Regions from separate parts of the Mus musculus genome. Here regions 2, 3 and 4 are each linked to region 1. The links are chromatin loops, found by intact Hi-C in ENCODE. Cell type or tissue: left cerebral cortex. All regions are shown on one strand. Region 1 overlaps Hipk2 (homeodomain interacting protein kinase 2). Region 2 overlaps Luc7l2 (LUC7-like 2 (S. cerevisiae)). Region 3 overlaps Luc7l2 (LUC7-like 2 (S. cerevisiae)). Region 4 holds the start of Fmc1 (formation of mitochondrial complex V assembly factor 1).

Region 1 (5,000 bases):
ACAGCGCCCACAGCCCTAGGCTCCACCGGCACTGTAGCCCACCTGGTGGCATCCCAAGGCTCAGCACGCCACACCGTGCAGCACACTGCCTATCCGGCCAGCATCGTCCACCAGGTCCCTGTGAGCATGGGGCCCCGGGTCCTGCCCTCGCCCACCATCCACCCCAGTCAGTATCCAGCCCAGTTTGCCCACCAGACCTATATCAGCGCCTCGCCAGCCTCCACCGTCTACACTGGATACCCACTGAGTCCTGCCAAGGTCAACCAATACCCTTACATATAAACACTGGAGGAGGCCCGCCAGGGAGGAGGGTGGAGGAGCTCCCAGACCGACCTGGAGAGCTGGGATTTTCTACTGCAGGTGCCGCACACAAACAATGCAATGGGGCAGGGAGGGGGGCAGTCGGGGCACAAATGAAACTTGAACTAGGAAGTGGGAGGACTTAGAGCGGAGAAGAGACCATTGTAAAAGGAGGGGTAAGGAGGGGAAATCTATGCTTTTTATTTTAAAAAAGAAAAAGGAAAAAAAGAAAAAGAAAAATGTTAGTAACAAAAGAGGACAAAAAGAAAAAAACACAGCTCACAACCCATTCTGCACCAAACCGGAAGGAGAAGAGGCGCGAAGGAGCCTGGAGCAAGGGGCCCCAGTTTTTTGAAGAACTTTATGAACTTTTTAAAGATTATTTTCATATGGCAGCAAGTGACATTGAAGAACTTGCTGTCAGGGACACCTGATATGGAAGTCCAATAGATTTTTAATTAATTGAACATTAAAATTAGGGATTTTCCCAGAACTCCAAAAGGGCCAACATCCCTTTCAAATGTCAGGCTCTGTCCTGCAAAGGCTCATATTTGGGGGTTGGTCTGGGGTTGGCAAAGCCCAGTTCTGACTTATTTGTCAGAAATAGTGGGGTCAGCTAAACTAATGGAAGGTTCCCCCAGAGGGAGGGCGGGTTCCTCTTTTGGAGCATTCTGGATAAATCCCTAAGCAATGTTATTCCTCAGATGTCATTAATTATGTATGTTGCAGTCTTTAGTTTTTTTCTTTTCTGAGACTTTCTTTTCTCTTTGGATCAACCCCTAGTCGTGTAGCACAGGCTAGTGGTTGTCCTGGACACCCTAGAAGAATGTAGCACTGCACCCTTGTTTCCTACCTTGTGTTCAACTCCAGTGATACCAATAGACTAGTCCTCACTGTAATTGCACAAAGTGATTTAACATAGGCATGGAACCAATGTGGTAGTCCAGGTGATGGAGTGAGTGTGCGAGCACGTGTGGGTGTGACCGGGGCTGCCACCCTCCCCGTGTGTCCCTTGGCACCGCCGGCCGTCACAGCCCTTGCAGTCTTGATTTTACATCATTCCCTCCTAGTGCCTTAACGACTGACAGACAGAGACATGGCAAAGGGTTTACTTCCACTGGTATTCCAAGAAACTGGTCGGGGCTGGTCAGATGTTCTCAGCTCTTGTGTAAGCTGTTGTAATATTTTACTTGGGTCTTTATGTTTTTTTCATTGTTTTAATGTCACGTGGATTGTCTTTCCTGGGCTCTTTGTGAGCAGAAGGATTTCAGAGAAGCTCGCATAATGAAAAGGGGAGACTCATGGATCTCACAAGGGACGTGGGCGCCGTATGGTGAGGCACACTGGTGACAGCTGGCTCTTTCGGTGAGTTTTACTTTGAGAGCGGAGATCCAGAGAGACTCCTCACCCTGCCCTAGCTGTGCCATGGATGGCGCTAGGGAGTCTTAGGAATGGCAGCTTTGCCAGGCAGCTGCCTCAGCCGCCAAGCCCACCACCTCCTTCTTAGAGCCTTACAGGGAGAGGGCAGGAGATGTTACCTCCCCAGTCCCTCCCTCCTGCACGAAGCCTGGTAGTCTCAGACACACCCACATCTCTCTCCACCAGCTCAGGAGCTAGGCAGGCTCCTAGTTTGGCCAGCTCTCTCCCCCTGCAGACCCACTGGTAAGTCTGCTGTCACTTCTGTCCTGAAATTAACCTAGCTCTCCCTAGACAGTTTGATCTCTGCCTGTGAGAGAGAGAATGAGCTGAGGGCTGGAGGGGCACTAGTGGGGTGGCCAGAGATCCATTGCACTGAGAAAACACCGCCATGGACAACTAAGGCTCCAAAGAAATCCACCCTGAGCCTGTGCACCTTTGTTGCATTCCGCATACTTTCTCCAGCCTTGAACAGTGGAGTGAGTGGGTAGGAGTTCTCTGTCCTACCGAGAAACTCTGGAGCCGTTGATGTTAGAGACTTGTCAGGTCCAGGACGGGGTGAATTGTTTGATCCTGATGTGAGTCCTAGCTGGCCCTTCATCCACATCATCAGGTACAAAGAGGCCTCTGGTCAGCAGTCCAGCATCCTCCAGCCCCCCTCCCTTTCCTCCCTCTTTGGCCCTGTTCAATCTACTGTGAAAGGCTCTCCTCATGATAGCTGTCCTCCTTCAGTAACGAAGCTTACTTAGCTTTTAGCTGTGAAAAACTCTGGAAACTTGCCCAACCATTAATTCTTACAAAGTCCCTAAACTGGATGTGTCTCAGTGCACCCTGGGCCAAAAAGAAGATATGCTAGACTTGGGCATGGTGTGACCCACTTCAGCCGAGGGCTCACTGGGAGTGGACTGGATGATGCTGGCCTGTGGTAGGGTGCTCCATTTTTCTCTTCCTGGTCAGAACCATATTATTCCGAGACCAGCTCTGGCTGGAAGTGAGAGAGCAGGAAAGCCATCCATTCGGAGAGGGATACGGAGCAAAGCCTTTGGAGCCCCTGAGCCAGAGGCTCCCAGAGCCTCTGCAGCATGGAATTCTGTCACAGAAGTCTCTAGCCGCTAGATGGCAGCATTTCCCATGGGACTGTCTCGTACTAAGTCACCATACTAAGTCGCAGCTGACAGTGGGCCTGGCTTGCCCTGCCATGGGCAACACCTGGAAGGCCAGCACTCTCTGGAGCTGCTGGGCCGAGCTTGCCCTTCATCTCCTCCTGTCTGCTTGTGCTGAAGCTTCTCCCTCTTCCACATGTCCTTCCCTTTCTCTTCCAGACCAGGAATGAGTGTTCCTTGCTGCTCATAAAGTTAGTATTGTACTGACTGTTTGTATTATTGCCACTGTAATTATGATTATTATCACCTTGTTGCTATTTTAGTCAGGGTTTGAAGTATACATTTATTCCAGGTATCTTTGTGTTTTCTTCATAATATTTAAATTTATTTTATTCTTGCTGTGTGTATATGAGTAGACTGGAGGGACATATAGATTAGATGCCTGATCTTGTCAGAGGAAAGGAAAGGAAAAAGAAAATAAATAAATAAAATAAGAAAAGGCCCAGGAACTAGGAAAAACTGTTTCTATCAGCTCTGTCCCTCAAAGAGCTGCAAGAAAGACCTGCCCTACCACAGAGCAGAGACTTGGATACCCTGGCGCCTTCCCCTCCGCACGGCCCGGCTGTGTACAAAGCCGCTGTCGGTGCTGTGTCTTTTGGACCCTTTGGCAGCTTCTCTCACATCCTCTGTGCTCTCCTCCAGGTGTGAACTACTGACCAGATTTTAACCTGCCTCGCATCTGACGTGTAGCATCAAAGCTTCCACTAACCCCCACCCCGTCCCTTCACTATTCCCATTAACAAACTTGGAGTGTGGCTTATCTCCCTCAATGCAGAGACAGTGGTCCCACCTGGAGGCCATTAGGTACAGTGAGGGTGATGGGCACAGTGTTCCTGTGAGAGAGTTCCCTCGTCTGCTCTTCCCCAGGCAAATCCTCCCAGCTCCCAATTGTAGGGAGCCAGGTAAGGAACAGGACACGAGACAGTCTCATGGGAAGGACCTCTTCTAAATCACTGGCAAGTGAAGTGCACATGGGACCTTTTAGACCACCCTGCTTCTGAGCTGTGGCTGTGCCCTGCCTGCACTGTGATGTGTGTGTGTGTTTACCCCACTACCAGGCAGAAACAACCAGACCCCCAGTGAAGAAAGGATTGGAGCAATAGCTTCCCCAAACAGAAGGCAGCCACTCTGCAAACCTCATCCCACAACCACCCCTCCCTTGATCTCAAGTCCCATATTCAGAGCTGATGCATCAGGAGTAACACAGAATCCCAGCTAGTTAGCATCCTCACTAAGTTCCCACTGAGGTGCTCAGCACTGCATCCCTTTACAAAGAAGATGGAAGAAAGGCTGCTGCCCTTGGGACTATCCTCTCAGTGGAAGGAGGGCCACTTAGTCCTTACTAGACCATGTGTCCCTGGTGCATCCTCTGGGCCTTCTTTAATGAAGATAAACTGCTCGGCATGAGGATGATGAAATCAGCTCAGGTCTGAAATCGGTCTGTGGTACCTTGGGACCCTCAGGTCAGCAGGCTGCTGCTGCTCGCTGGTTCTTCCTGGGCCCTGGCACCCATGTCTCTGTTCGTGCGGCGGGTGATGTCTTGGGAAAGTGGATGAGGAGCAGGCCAGTAGGCAAGGCTTGTGGTAGTGCCAGTTAGCCCTGTGAATGGATGTTTGATGTGATTCAGAGGAAAAGGGGGCGAGTGGCCAGTGTCCCTGACTGTATTGCGTTCTCCCCTTCCTCGTAACAAAGTTGTTTGCAGCTGTAAAAGCCAGCCTGGCTTGGTTCTCTTTGTCTAAGAACTGGAACTGAGCAGCCAGCGTAGAGCAGGTCAGGAAGGGAGGTTAGCCCAGCAGACAGGAGCTCCCTGGACTGCGTCTCAGATGTTGCAAACACTCATTTTGAACAGTGTGTGGTGGAGGAGTGGGTTGGGTGATGTGAGTGGAGTTTACGTTCTTGGAAACCAGAGTGAGGTGCCTAGGAGGCTTAGGGAAGTATTGCTGCTGGTTCATGATGATGATGGTAGCTGGGTCCCCACCTGCCCCTCCCTCCCCCGGGTTCTCAACATCTGGCTAAGGGAGGGTAGGTTGTGGGCGTGGCTCTTGCTGGCCTGCCATGTAGCTGCTAGGACAGAAAACAGAAAGAAGATTGCTCTGTGCCCTCAGCTAGCAGACAGAATTC
Region 2 (5,000 bases), 88 kb after region 1:
CAAGCACATGCCTCAGCCTCACAAATGCATCAGCACTGAGATAATGGGCATAATTTATCATGCTTTTGTTCCTTTCTGCTGTTAAAAAAAAAGTTTAAACTACACCCGCTGGTCTGTGCCTATGTTCCCAATATTTAGAAGGCTGAGACAAAAAGTTTGCAATTCAAGGCAAGCCAAGGATACATGAACAAGATCTCATCTCTAAAACTCAAGAATAATCACACAAATGGCCATTATTTTTCTGCTCTTTCACATTCACAAACGGTCAAATACCTGTCATTAAATTTTGGGAACTGCCCTCCACCACCAACCACCCCGAAATAGTATTTTAACTGGGTTTCATTGTACACATCTATAATCTTGAGCAGTGAGGCAAAGGCTCAATCAAAGGTCAGGAGTTCAAAGTCATACCCTGTTAACACAGTGAATTCTAGGTCAGCTTGCACTACATGAGATCTTACCCTTCAAAAAGTGATCTTAATATATACTAACTTTACTAGTTAATATATTATTTCCCCTATATTCTAGAAGAACAAAAGGTGTTTGTTAACTACTAGGTAGTCAGTAGGTAATTAGATCTTTAATGCAGAAACTGCTGTTTCAGTATGTTGGTTACATATGGTTTTTATTCAGGCTTGTCAATTAAGAAATACAAACCAAGCAACTCTTAGTTGCTTCTACAGGTTCACTCTTTCCTTACAGAAGCTGCTCACTACAGCTCTGAAGTATAGTATAGGCAGCAAGAGATTTGGGTGGAGCAACAATTCATCTGAAATCCAGAGTTAAATATTTACTTCCTTTGGTGCCTTATACAGAAAGGCACTGTTAAGATGTTACAAAATAGAAAATAACCACAGCAAATAGTTCTAGTGGCAACTTACTATCAACAAGTTACAGTGGTGGTGATGATTCTTTTCATTTTTTTTACAATTATAGTCTTTAAACTCTACACACACACACACACACACACACACACACACACACACACACAAGTGCTATTATGAAATAGTCCCTGCCCCCCCACCCCCCTCAATATACTGAACATAGCAGTTTCTTAGAACAAAAAAAAAAAAAAAAAATCAAGGCAAGTCTGATTTCAAATTTTCAATATAAAAGCAAAAGTATGTAATGCAACAGCTGTTCAACTTCCAACTCTATAGGCCCCTAACAAAACAGCCCCGTGTTTAAATGTCTCCAGCACACAATCCAGTAGAAATGCTCAACTGTAATCAACTAATAACCAACGTGAACAGAACCTTAGAAAAGAAGTTACAATACTTCCCTTCACCCTCTCCTCTTATAGTTGGAGGAACAGGTATCAGGAGATATAAAAGTCAAAGGAAGAAGAATTATAATGGAAAAAAAAAATCCTAAAGCTGCTGCTGTTTGGAATAGAAAAGAAGACAATATTTTACAAATGTTCAAAAACTGCAAGACATTAACACAATTCATTCACTATCACTCCTAACTTGAAAGAATAGAGAACAGTATCTCATCATATAAACTGTTATGTTCAGGTTCACAAAAAACTATGGATGTAGTTTTAGGCTTTATGAAGGAAAACAGGTTCAGTTCAAATCATTGGATACTATACATCTAGTCTGACTGGATCGGTGTCTAGAACTGTCACCCTTTACAACTATAAACAATAGCATGTAACTCCATGGGAAGCTTAAGGATTGAAGATATGTACACAGCTAGTTAGATCTCCCCTGCTTCACGCTCTTCAGAGCTCCTCCTGTCTTCTGATCTGCCATTAGCACTCTCATAGGACCGCTTCTTATCTTTTCGATCTCGGTCACGAGGTGATCTGTCTCTTGAACTCCTGTCTCTGTCACGTGATGCTAAGTCTTGATCTCTGAATCTTTCTTTTGAGGATCTGAAAAATATTAATTTGAGGAGCAAAATATGTTGGGACACCCAAAATCCAATGAAAGAATAGGATCAATATTTTCTGATAGCTGAAGAAATAGGTAAGAATATATCTGAGAAGAGAGTTTCTTATAGAATAGAGTCCTACTATACAGCTGAAAAGGGCACCAAAACAAAATTGGGAAGAACAAATAGCTATACAGTTAAGGGCAAAAGAGCCTAAACTAAACAATGTATTCTTAGTATTTCAGAGATAAAGTTTCTTCAACTAATAAAAAGGCATTTAGTATAAAAACAATATATAAGTAATTGCTTTTATAAGTGAAAAGTATCAAGATTCCAAATTGGATGGAAACCAATGAATTTGTACAGCAGTCATCTCTTGTGCTAAATAAGGATTTGAAGTGTTGTAAATTACAAGATCAGGGTGTATGAGTTATTCTTTTCTATCAACTTTAAAAATGACAGAAATGCAAAACCATCCATAGCTTTCTGGTTTTATACAAACAGGCTTCGGCCACATTTGTCCTATGGGCAGTATGTTGCAAACTAGGTAAGAGAACTACTTAATATGGCTTTAAATAACCATTTGCTAATTTAAAAATCTGGTTCACTATTCAAGTGAATTCATTAAACCAAAATGTAAAGTATCAAAAAATGATCACACTATAATAAAATTCTGCCGGGCATGGTGGCGCACGCCTTTAGTCCCAGCACTTGGGAGGCAGAGGCAGGCGGATTTCTGAGTTCGAGCCAGTCTGGTCTACAAAGTGAGTTCCAGGACAGCCAGGGCTACACAGAGAAACCCTGTCTCGAAAAACCAAAAAGAGATAATAAAATTCTAACTGTTCCTAGTACTACTATCTTCATTCTAACCCCATCTTCAAAGATATATAAACAAAACACCCTCAGATATGCAACCAGGAAAAAAACAAAACAGAAACACATTATGTAGAACCTAACTATATTGGTTAGCATAGAATATATACTTTTCAACACCTAAAATGAATTAACAACAAATATCACATTTATTTAGTTCTTTACAGGTGGTACAGAATGTTTATACATAATTTATCTCAATCAAGGTTAGAATTATAATCAGAGGCACTGCCAAGTCCTGCATAATACTTATTTTTTTTTAAAGTTGGAGTTTAAAGTTGGATCTCAATATGCTATGTTTGCATGCTACTAACCCAGAAAACACAATACTTTCAGAAAAACATAAGGCAAGATAAAAAATACTACTATAACCAGTTTGAAAAATATAGATAAGGAGAGTATTATAGTTTGAATATAAAACAGTCCAAAAGGCTCATGTACTGTTGAAGACTTGAAACTGGTGATGGTGCTACAGATAAAGGTGGCTAGCTCATAAAGATGGTACAACCGCTGAATTAACCCACTGTAAGTTCATAGCTAAACAGCCATTAGGAGGTGGTTTCTGGCAGGAGGAAACAGGTCAAGAGGGGTCTATTTTATTATAACTTCTACCTGGTTCTTTGTTCTCTATGCCATGGTGTTCTGGTTAGGCATGGGCCCAGAAACAATTCAAAAGTGGCCATGAGCCGGGCGTGGTGGTACACGCCTTTAATCCCAGCACTTGGGAGGCAGAGGCGGGCGGATTTCTGAGTTCGAGGCCAGCCTGGTCTACAGAGTTCCAGGACAGCCAGGGATATACAGAGAAACCCTGTCTTAAAAAAAACAACAACAAAAAAGTGGCCATGAACTGAAATCTCATTTTCACTTCACAAAAGTGTGAGCTAAAAATAAAGACCTTCCTTCTCACAAATTGTTTTCTTTTTTTTTTTTTAAACTTTTCACTTTATTTATTTTTTTTAAAGATTTATTTATTTTTATTGTATATAAGTACACTGAGCTGTCTTCAGACACTCCAGAAGAGGGAGTCAGATCTCATTACGGATGGTTGTGAGCCACCATGTGGTTGCTGGGATTTGAACTTCGGACCTTCGGAAGAGCAGTCGGGTGCTCTTACCCACTGAGCCATCTCACCAGCCCACAAATTGTTTTCAAATACTTTGTCGTAATACAAAACTATGGCAACAGAAATTAAGATTTAAAAAGCTTGAAAAATCAACACCAATTTCAAGCATTCTACTTGAAGTTATATAAGCCTTTTTCCCCTTTTGTTTTTGGAATCAAGTTCTCTCTCCCTAGCCCAAGCTGGCCTCAATTTATGACAAGCCTCCTGAGCCTCAGCCCCTCAAAAGTTATCATTTCAGGAGCCCCTGCTTAATAAGCATTATACAAGGAAAAATAATAATAACCACATTCCAAGTCTACACAAGCCATCTTCAAAGCTTCTATTAATGATAGAAATGATCACTAAGAACATGACATTAGATGCTGGCAAGTCCCTGAGGTCAGTGATAACTGAAAAAGAACAAAGACATGAACTAATGTTTGTACAAGATTACAAATATCCTCCTACACACCATTTGTTACTTGTTACTAGTGAAAGCCTAATAAGCCAAATGTCTCTATTATCTCTAATGAAATATGGAAAAACAACGGGATGTAATTAAATTATTTGGCAAAGAATTCTGAACCCAAGTAGTGTGACTTTGAAGTCTACTATAGGACAGAACACCCCCAAAAGCACAAAATTGCTGAAGGTCCTCACTGACCTATGGGAACTGTTGCCAAGACAAGGTTCATATAGACAACCTACTTGTAGTAACAGAGATATAAGTACTTCACAGCAAGGGCAAGAAAACAGCAAACTGCCAAGACTTTTAATGGACTTTTTTTACCATCAAAAACTAAACTCACATATATAACAATAATTTGATGTTATATATTTGAAATAACAAGTAATCATTTGCTTTTTTGTTAAAAACAATGATGTTTTAAAAGTAATTTGAATTCAAAGATATGAAATACTCTTGAGAAAAGCAAAATTTTTAATAATTTTACAAAAATAATCCTCTTTTGAACATGCTGAATATGGTGGGAAGTTTTCCTATATAACTAAACTTCCCAAGTTCAGGAAGCCTCAGGATGACACAGTGATAGGACAGACTTCCCACCCACCCCTCCCATCTCCATCACCAATAAAGACAAGTAAGATAAACATCAGAAAAATGACAGCTGAGCAGGTCAACACAAGA
Region 3 (5,000 bases), 98 kb after region 1:
TTTGTTTAACCACTCTTGAGCTCGTTAACCTATTTCTAATACATAATCCAACTTTTTAAAATGTCAAGAAAATAATATGCAAAATATTTACTATGTACCTAACCCCTAACACATTTTATTTACAAGAGAAAAAAACAGTAAAGTAAATTCAAGTTCCTGCATTGTTGGAGTTTATAGTTTAGAGACAAGTTTTTAGAAATCTACCTCTAGTAAAGAAATAAGTAAATGGAAAATGGGTAGTAACAGTTTACATATGAACAGGAAGAACAGGATTTTCTGACAAGATCCCACTGAAAACGAGAATCAGCCAGCATAGACAGGAGCACTCATCCATAAAGTGCTGGAATGGGAGCACGTTCAACATGGTGAAGGACTAGAAGAAATCTATTGAGCTACAATGAAGTGAGCAAACAAGAGCAGCTTGAAGACTAAGTATTTTATCATTCAAACCAGGAAGCTCTAAGCAGTGTGTTATATAAAGTGAATGGAAGTATTATTGTGTGAAAACAAAATTATCTTATGGCACACTGGACTACACTGTCACCAGATGTGGTCACAGCTCAGCATTAAGGAATATAGAGGAAGGAGAATAATGAACTCAAACAAGATCCTGCCTAGAAAATTAATAAACTAGGCATGCAGACATATGCCTGTAATCTTTCCCAACAGTCTAGAAGAAAGACCCACGAGTTCCAGAAGACAAATTGGAGTCAAACAGGGCTACACAGATGGCTCAACAAGACTCAAAAAGAAAACCAAACAAATCCCATACAACAGCAGCAAAATCCCAAGTAAAAGGCTATTTGTATTTCCAACTGAATTTTGTTTTTATTTCAAATTGCCTTTAAAAAACTCCTGTCACATACATATTTACTATATTTCTAAAAAGTTTTTTGTGTGTGGTTTTTTTTTTTTAGCTTGCTCATTTAATACCAGAGTGGTAATGTACAATTCTACTTTGATAAAACTAAGTAGTAGTTCTGATTATGTTCTGAGCAGTTACTCTTCAATTGCAAGGCTCACACCTGAAGTACCATAGAGTCAGTGGTAATTGTTTGTTTGTTAGTTGTGAGACAGGGTTCCTCTGTGTAGCCCTGGCTGTCCTAGAATTTGCTCTGTAAATCAGGCTAGCCTAGAACTCAGTAGATTGCCTGCCCCTGCCCCTGCCTCCTGAATGCAGGGATTAAAATCACACACCACTACCACCTGGCTAGATCACTAGTAATTTATTAATTCTCACTGAAGTTTAAAAGAAATATATTCTAAAAACATACATTTGAAAAATACAACTTCACTATTATATCCATATGCTACAGTACCTACCTTTTGGGATTCTTGCTATGTGATCGGGACCTAAAAAAAGAATATCTACTTTTAGAAAAGTGACTAAAAATTTTAAACTGGCACAATGTTCTGCTATATGACAATTTTCTTGAGTTCTGACTTTTATGTTACTTCTATAAAAACAAGACATGTACTTGAATGAGAGTCTCCCCCAACAAACAACAGAACTCTATAGAATTCCCCTCCTTGTCACAGAAGTTCCTTCAACTAGGCACCTGGCTTAGAAAACAATATACTTCTGGTGACTGAAACTGTCTGCTTATCATAAAAACTTAATTCTCCAAAACCCACTTCCTAAACTAGAACAAAAACAGACCTTTTTTTTCTATAGCTTTTACATTGAGCTTTTCTCTTCTGGAAACAAAAATGTTTCGATATGTAAAATGACCATTCTGAACTTACAACTTCACACTATAGTCCTAGAAAAATGATGTCAAGCTTAGACCTTTGTCTACTTACACAAATTATATTCTTTTATAAAGAATACAGAAAATTAAGAAAATTAGACTATAGGGCTGGTGAGATGGCTCAGTGGGTAAGAGCACCCGACTGCTCTCCCGAAGGTCCAGAGTTCAAATCCCAGCAACCACATGGTGGTTCACAACCATCCGTAACGAGATCTGACTCCCTCTTCTGGAGTGTCTGAAGACAGCTACAGTGTACTTACATATAATAAATAAATCTTTAAAAAAAAAAAAAGAAAAAAAAGAAAATTAGACTATAAGAAAATTAGTATTTCTAATTGTGTGTGTGTGTGTGTGTGTGTGTGTGTGTGTGTGTGTGTATAAACTTGGGTGTGCATGACTTAAAAGGTTAGAAGTATTGGATCCCCTGAAACTAGAGTCACAAAAAATTATTACCTGTTCAATGTGGACAATGCTAGTAAGGAGACTCAGGTCCTCTTTGCAAGTGCAGGTCCATGTTCTCAATCACTAAAGCCATCTCTCTAGCCCCAAAATGATTATATTCCTTCATATTTAAAAAAATTTTGAGGGCTGAAAAGACGGCTCCACGGTTAAGAGAACTGACTGTTCTTCCAGAGGTCTTAAGAGTTCAATTCCCAGCAATCACATGGTGGCTCACAACCATCTGTAATGGGATCCGGTGCCCTCTTCTGGTTTGTCTGAAGAAAGCAGCAGTGTACTCATATACACAAAATGAATCTTTAAAAAAAATTTTTTTTGCCTGTATGTGTACATGTATGTTAGTCATGATTTTGTTTAAAAAAAAAAAAAAGTCTTTGCCTACATGTGTATATGTATGTTAACCATGTACATGTGTGAGGTCAGAAGACACTGGCGCCCCAGAACTAGAGTAGAGTTATGGATGGTTGTGAGCTACCATGTGAGTGCTGCTACTCTGGGCCATTTCTCCAACCTCCAAATGATCCAGCCCCAGATTATACTCTTATATAGCATACTCTTCTCATTTCCCAGTACAATCTCAGAACTCAATAAACAATTCCAATTCCATGATGAGTACAACACTGCAGTAGTTTATCTTGTGGTATGAATGTATATATAATGGCAAGCATGTTTAAAGTATGCTTTGGACTGTCTTAACTATATATAGTTCTATTCATTCATTGTGCAACCAGGGGGAAGTTATATATCCTACCTTAATCTATCATTTGTTAAGAGAGGAATAGCAATGTAAATGTGAAAAGTGTAAAATGTTCCCCAAACTCTGACATGCTGATGATCTGGTCCCCAGCTGGCATATCTAATCATTCAGAGCTAACTGGACCCTAACTATTTTAACTAATGGATAAATACTGACAATTTTTTTTTAGATGTATACATGTGTATTGCAAGCTTGTGGATATTCATGGAGGTCAGAAGGTTTTAGATCCCATGGAGTTGGGAGTTACAGGCAGTTGTGAACTGCTCAATGTGGCTGCTAAGAACTGAACTCAGGTCTCCTCAAAGAGCAGCAAATGTTCTTAGCCATTTCTCCAGCACCTACTGGCAGATTCTAATTGTTGTTAGGTTACAGAAACCAGTAGGTGTGACCTAGTTCAAAGAAATAGGCTCTTTGAAGGGTGGTTATTATCCCTGGACTTGTTCTGAAAACATCTTGAAGTAAGCAACTTTTCTCTACCATGGCTGGTTGTATCTTTCAGCCACCAGGATGTTCGGCTCACAGAAATGTAGCGAGCAAACCAGGTGCTGAAACTTCTGAGACCACAAGTCAAATAAATCTTTATTTTTTTAAGCTCTTTTCTCAAATATTGTTTGTTTGTTTTGAGACAGGGTTTCTCTGTGTAGCCCTGGCTGTCCTGGAACTCACTCTGTAGACCAGGCTGGACTCAAACTCAGAAATCCGCCTGCCTCTGCCTCCCCAGTGCTGGGATCAAAGGCGTGTGCCACCACCACTCGGCTTTTTTTTTTTTTTTTTTTAAGGTAGTCTTACACTACAGGGCAAGATAGCTTTAAACTAGTTACTCTCCTGAGTGCTAAGATTACAGATATGAACAACTACACCTGCTTTTTTTTCATTTTGGGGAGAATGAGAACTCACTATGTAACTTAACGTACTACACAGATTAAGCTAGTCTCAAAGCTGCCAATCCTTTTATTTCAGTTTCTTACGTTAGGATTATAGGTATGAACTACCATGCCTAGCTAAACATTTCTCCAATAAGGTTATATTTTGCAATCAAAAGAAATTGAGGTCTTGAGAACTGAGATTGGTTATGAGTCCACCATAACTCATAAACTGGGGTAAAGATGTGAGCCTCAATAGAGTTCTTGGGACTTCCTGTCTGGGCATGTTGGTTGGTACTGCAATTCTCCTGGTCTTTCATCCCCAGAGGTCCCAGTTCCGCCCTGTCCACTGCTGCATCCCAAGGGTCTATAAAGTTACCTGGTACACAACAGGTGAGCTATGAGTGCTGTCAGGGCTTACCTCCGTGGCACTGGGGGGAAACTCAGGCCCAGTAACCCCAGTGCAGGGGGAGTCAGAAAAAGGATTACGAAGTAATCAACTGGGGACTGGAGAGATGGCTCAAGCACTGACTGCTCTTCCAAAGGTCCTGAGTTCAAATCCCAGCAAACATATGGTGGCTCACAACCATCGATAACAAGATCTGATGCCCTCTTCTGGAGTGTCTGAAGACAGCCACAGTGTACTTACATATAATAAATTACATATAATATTAAAAAAAAAAAAAAAAGCTGGGCGGTGGTGGCTCATGCCTTTAATCCCAGCACTTGGGAGGCAGAGGCAGGCGGATTTCTGAGTTCGAGGCCAGCCTGATCTACAGAGTGAGTTCCAGGACAGCCAGGGATACACAGAGAAACCCTGTCTTGAAAAAAAAAAACAAAATAAAACAAAAAAGTCAACTTTCTTACCATCTACAAATATTGCAGTCCCACAAACAATATGAGGTCATTTAACTAACTCAATCAAATCTTAAACCGAGAATTCCAACATTATTTAAAATGCTATCTACTCTATACAAGTAAGACCAGCCTAAGACTGAGTATAGTGACTACTTCTTGAAATTTCTGCATTTAGGCAGTTGGTTTGGGTTTAACAATAAAGTAATATAGATGTCATATACAACTTTTAATCCTAAAAATCAAGAGGCAAATGCAGGCATATCTCCATGAGTTCAAGGCCAGTCTATTCTATATAGCTCTAGGACAGCCAGG
Region 4 (5,000 bases), 160 kb after region 1:
CCCAGCCCTAGAATTCTGAGCATGAATTTATGGTATTTTCCTGAGGAATTTCTTTTGTTGTTACTATTTTGTTTTGTTTTGTTTTGTTTTCTAGATAGGGTTTCACTATGGAGCTCTGGCTGTCCTGGAATTCAACTCTAGACTAGGCTGGGCTCAAAGTCTGAGATATGACTACCATTACCTCCCAAATTCTTTTTGTGAGGAACTTCAAAACCTTTACTACAAAGTACCTTCAAGGACAATAATGTTACCTCTATAAGGTACAATAGCAGTCATATATACCTACCTACTTATCTTCCCCTCTTTGAAACTGTTGGGTTTGCCTTAATTATGCTTTCTTTAAATTTTTAGTTATGTTTTCTTTCCCTGTACCCTTACTTTTCCTAACCTCTATTCACTTGCCAATTCCAGATGCCTAATTATAGCCTACTAGACTTTCTGAAGCACCTCTTCTTCATACCACTGTCCCCTGGTTATCTATACCCTTAGCACTTATTTATGCTAAACATGATCTTATTTTATGGCTCTTCAGGGAGACTGTAGCTTCTTACATGTATATCTTTTGGGTTTGTTTTTTGTTTGTTTGTTTTTTCTCAGAGTCAAGGATACTCTATATAGTCTTGACTGTCCTGGAACTCCCTATGTAGACCAGACTGGCCTCAAACTCAGAAATCCACCTGCCTCTGCCTCCCAATTGTTAGGATTAAAGGACATGTTCCACCAACACCTGCCACATCTTATTCTTGATATTTGGCCCTAGTTCTTAATACACAGTACCTAACATAACTTTTTAAAAGATAAGTGAATTTTAGTTCTAAAGTTTTGCAATGCTCAAATTCTGTAGTTAAGATAATTGCTCAAGAACTTAAGTTTCCATTCCCCTAAATTGTAGCCATGCTTGATCAAGCAGAACTGGGCAGGTGACTGTCCCCGAGCCTTAGTGTTTGTATTTGATCTTGTCCAAAAGGCAGAGAATTGAGCATTACCACATTTGGAAAATTAACCATCTTCCATTCCTTTCTAAGAGGAATATGAACTGTGGATTTCACAATGGCACTTCCCAAGGATAGCATTCTGTATGTTTATGTTTGTTACACCAGTAAAACATGTCATGTATCCTGTCATGCAGAAGGCTAAAGATGTGACATCTCCATAGAATATAAGATATTGCTTTCCTCAGTGGTGAAAGGCTAGTACTAAATAAAACAGTACCACTCTTCAACTCTTGAATATTCCCCACTAAATTGCCTTAAAAATTGCATTTGCCTGGCCCATGCCTTTAATCCCCACACTCAGGAGAAAAGGGCAATCAGATGTGAGTTCAAGGTCAATCTGGTCTAAACAGCAAATTCCAGGTCAGCCAGAGTAATGCTGAAATTCTGTATCTTCATTCCCCACCAACACGCAAGCAAGCAAAAGCACGCGCGCGAGCAGGCGCGCGCACACACACCTACACACACACACACACACACACCCGTCAAATCACAAAAACACTGCTTCCTATTAAAACTTTAATGTAGAAAGGATGAGGAGAGGGGATGCTTGTACCCTTACGCCTTTAAGTCTTACGACCCCTAGGACCCACTTCACACAACGCCCGCTCCTTACTCCATTCCACACCCCATGCACCAGACAAACCAATGAAATCGTCAGAGACAGCTCCACCCCGGTGGGTGGCAGATACGAAGTCCCTAGGAAGGTGCGCCCCACGCGGCTTCTGGGCCAGTAGGGGATTTCAGACCGCAGGTTAGCCGAAGGGCTGGAGTCTGTGGTGAGACCCGCAGGTGGAGGACAGGGTGACTCAGACACGTTTGTCCTGAGACCCTCTATCACCTGCGCAGACCGCCCCCTCATCCGCCCTCCCGCGACCTGGAGCCCACCCAGCCGCGGATGCCGTACCCGATGTGCTCGGAAAGCCTTAACGAGGTACCGGTAGGCCGCTGTGTCGCGATATGGCCGCCCGGTGGCCGCGTTCAGGTAGCGCAGCTCCCTCAGAAGGCCCCGCAGAGTGCGCGCCGGGGACCCCAGGGCCGCCATTTTTCTGTCCTTGGAGAGCCTGGTCCCTCACTGCCTCGGGCGAGGTGTTCCCCCGCCCACTCCGCCCCACAGCGCCCTCTACCGACCACCCTTGGAGGGAAACGCGAGTGACAGGCACCTCAGGGGACCAGGAGAGCAAGGGAAGGTGCCGAATCCTCTCGGCCCTTCTGACTGCGTCCCTTTGGACTGCCGTAAGCTGATGGCCGCCGAGTCTCTGAGGAAAGGTGTCTGGCAGGAGAGTATGTGGATGTCTGGACATAGGTCACGCCAAAAAGATCTTACTGTTTCTACCAGGGATGTCAAAATTAAACGTACCGACCTCCAACTTTATGGTCCCCGCAGCCTAGGAGAAGAAAATGAACTCATACCCTGGTATGGCAAACTGCAGCCCCTTTACTAGTAAAGCCTCACATCCAGTTCTCTAGTTTTGTTTTGTTTTTCTGTTTGTTTATTGTTGTTTTTCGAGACATGGATTCTCGGTATAGCCCTGGCTGTCCTGGAACTCACTCTGTAGACCAGGCTGGCCTCGAAATCCGCCTGCCTCTGCCTCCCGAGTGCTGGGATTAAAGGCGTGCGCCATCACGCCTGGCTTTTTTTTTTTTCGTTTTGTTTTTTTTGTTTGATTGTTTTTCCCCGCAGTTCTCTAGTTTTAAAACAAGATGGCCGGGCGTTGTGGCACACGCCTTCACTGCCTGCAGAAGCAGGCGGATCTCACAGCTCATAGACCATTATGGTCTGCAGTTTGTTCTAACCCAGCCAGAACTAGGTAGAGAGACCTTGTCTCTAAATACATAAAATAAACAGTAAGTTTGACTCGCAATAATCATCTAATTAGATGATGTTAAAATAGATAAAAAAAAAAAACGAACCACCCCAGATGGGACTCGAACCCACAATCCCTGGCTTAGGAGGCCAATGCCTTATCCATTAGGCCACTGGGGCTTCTTCTACTGATGTCCTCAAACACCATAATCAAGTTATTTCCTGTTTCGTACGTCATCACTTAAATTTATTGTTTTTACCCTATCACAGAGAACCAAACTCAGCCTCAGTGTGAAACGGATGCCTGCTGGGAAATGTAGTTTAGATGCCAAGAGTCAACCGCTTCACCCTGCAAACAGTGGATGCCACGAAGCCGAACGGGCTCCCGCTTTTGCTTACGTGTTCGTGTTTCTGTGCGTAGTAGCTCTGCGCCTGCGCAAAAGTGGGCCCGGGAGACGTCAGAGCCAAACGGGCTGCGGAAACCAGTTCCTCGAGCCTCCCTCTGGTCCTATTCTTTGTCAGATTGTAACAGGAAAAGCCAAGCCCCTTCCGATTGGGCTACTTTCAGGGTTTGTCTTCGCTCTTAGCTGGTCGTTAGGTGGCGTTTAGGTAGTGGTCAGTTTCTGTTTCCGGTTACAGCGCTGAGGCCATTTCCGCAGCCAAGGATGTATTAGAATGGGGTTCAGTTTTCGAATTTTCAAGTGGGCTATAAGTATAAGACGGTGCGAAATTAGTGCCTACTATAGTAGAAATTAGGGATAATTAGAATTTAGGTTTGTTCCTAATTGTATACCGTAGACAAAACCACTTTGGGAGGAGGGGGTGAGGAGTGAGACCGGGTTTCTCCGTGTAGTCCTGGAGGTCCGGGAACTCGCTCTGTAGACCAGGCTGCCTCCCGAGTGCGGGGATTAAAGGCTTGCGCCATCACCGCCCTGTCATAAAACCTCTTTTTGAGGTGTCAGTGGCTCTTTATTTTCTAAGAAGCAGTTCAGTCTATTTAAGGTTGCCCTTGTAGACCCTACCTCATTAGCTTTTTATATGTTAACCTTCGTCTAGCTCCGGCCGCTTCTTGTTCCCCTCTGCTCAGATATCTGAGCTAGCCTCTTTCCTCAGTCCCAACAGCCTGCATATCGCCTTAGTATTCCTATTTACTCTCTGGGTCTTTTGACTTGCTCGGTGTATGTTAGAAGCTGTTCTAGGCCCTTTAGGCTCTCTATGACAAGGTTACAGTTAGCTTTGTCATTCGTAGTGGCATGCTTAGGAGGAAGAAGGATCTCTGTAAATTGGAAGCCTCCGTGAGACCCTGTCGCAAATTACATTAAAAAAAAAAAAAAAGTTACTCCCTTGTGTTAGAACCTAGACCAAACTCATCCGCAACTATGTCTCTCTTCCCTAGCAGCTGCTCCTGGGTACCAGCCCCAAGCTAACGAACTCTAAGTTATCGGGAGCTACCCCTGCATGATGAAGTCACACTAACTAAACGGGGTTTCTCCTTCCAACCTCTTCACATCGAGATCACACATTACCCTCAACCCCCTCTCCCTCCCCAGCTTCCCTCTCTCTTGTCCCCTCCCCATCTTCTCTCTCCCACCCCCCCTCCCCCTCTCCATCTATTCTCTGTTCCTCTTCCCTCCTACATGTCCCCAGCCCCCCTCATCCCTTCTTCCTCTCTCCCCTCCTCCCCCCTTTCCTTTTCTCCAATAAACCTTCTCTATATTAAAAAAAAAATCACATTATCACACATTACATCCTTGATTGTAAGACTTTCTCCTTCCCCCCCCCCCCCATCCAGGAGTGAAAAACATCCTAGTTACAAGCATGGACTCTTGACATGGAAGCTCACCTACCCTTCCCTCTGAAACCAGAAGAAGAGATACCCATTCTGACATTTGAGTCTTAACTGCCCTTGCATTCTCTTCAATGCTGCTGACTGCCTGTTGATTTGTGGCATTAATAATTTAAATAGATTTCTTACCCAAAAGAAATTTTCTTACAGTGTCTTAAAAAGTGTCTTACCCAAAAGACAGTGTAGCCCTGTGTCTCCTTGAGCCCCAAACTACAGGAAAGCGTTCATCTCTTTCCTGGCTCCCTCTCTTTACCACATTAATATCCTGTTGTGGTTGTCTGTTTTCTTCTTTCAACTGGGAGACTTGTCATCTCCCAAAACCCTGTACCTAAGAGGAAAAAAAATGTTGTGCCAG

Evidence for each region. Peaks named below come from ENCODE experiments on the same cell type or tissue, not always from the same donor. Only the 100,000 strongest peaks of a DNase experiment are listed, where the experiment ranks them.
Region 2: a loop joins it to region 1, with 2.5 times the contacts of the local background. A loop is called at or near these places in 6 of 42 quality-filtered maps.
Region 3: a loop joins it to region 1, with 2.3 times the contacts of the local background. A loop is called at or near these places in 6 of 42 quality-filtered maps.
Region 4: a loop joins it to region 1, with 3 times the contacts of the local background. A loop is called at or near these places in 3 of 42 quality-filtered maps.

The regions. Positions count from the first base shown.
Region 1 is chr6:38,693,417-38,698,416 of GRCm38, reverse strand. Hipk2 (homeodomain interacting protein kinase 2) reads left to right here. Exons shown (of 15, transcript NM_010433.2): 15 at 1-577. The coding sequence ends at 282. Among named protein-coding and RNA genes, the nearest start is that of Clec2l, 33 kb to the right of the region's middle. In left cerebral cortex, a CTCF peak has its summit at 2,819 (motif pointing right); DNase peaks (open chromatin) are centred at 1,648 and 2,831; H3K27ac peaks cover 1,581 bases.
Region 2 is chr6:38,605,032-38,610,031 of GRCm38, reverse strand. It overlaps Luc7l2 (LUC7-like 2 (S. cerevisiae)), which reads right to left. Exons shown (of 10, transcript NM_138680.3): 10 at 562-1,879. The coding sequence ends at 1,702. Among named protein-coding and RNA genes, the nearest start is that of Klrg2, 30 kb to the left of the region's middle. In left cerebral cortex, no CTCF peak of the experiment used is centred here; no DNase peak of the experiment used is centred here.
Region 3 is chr6:38,595,138-38,600,137 of GRCm38, reverse strand. It overlaps Luc7l2 (LUC7-like 2 (S. cerevisiae)), which reads right to left. Exons shown (of 10, transcript NM_138680.3): 8 at 1,324-1,353. Among named protein-coding and RNA genes, the nearest start is that of Klrg2, 40 kb to the left of the region's middle. In left cerebral cortex, a CTCF peak has its summit at 2,473 (motif pointing left); no DNase peak of the experiment used is centred here.
Region 4 is chr6:38,531,910-38,536,909 of GRCm38, reverse strand. It overlaps Fmc1 (formation of mitochondrial complex V assembly factor 1), which reads right to left and starts at 2,049. Exons shown (of 2, transcript NM_025363.3): 1 at 1,900-2,049. The coding sequence starts at 2,037. n-TRcct1 (a tRNA gene) reads right to left here and starts at 2,979; the gene lies at 2,907-2,979. In left cerebral cortex, CTCF peaks have their summits at 1,832, 2,043 and 3,390; DNase peaks (open chromatin) are centred at 2,105, 3,152, 3,618, 4,180 and 1 more place; H3K4me3 peaks cover 3,482 bases; H3K27ac peaks cover 3,179 bases.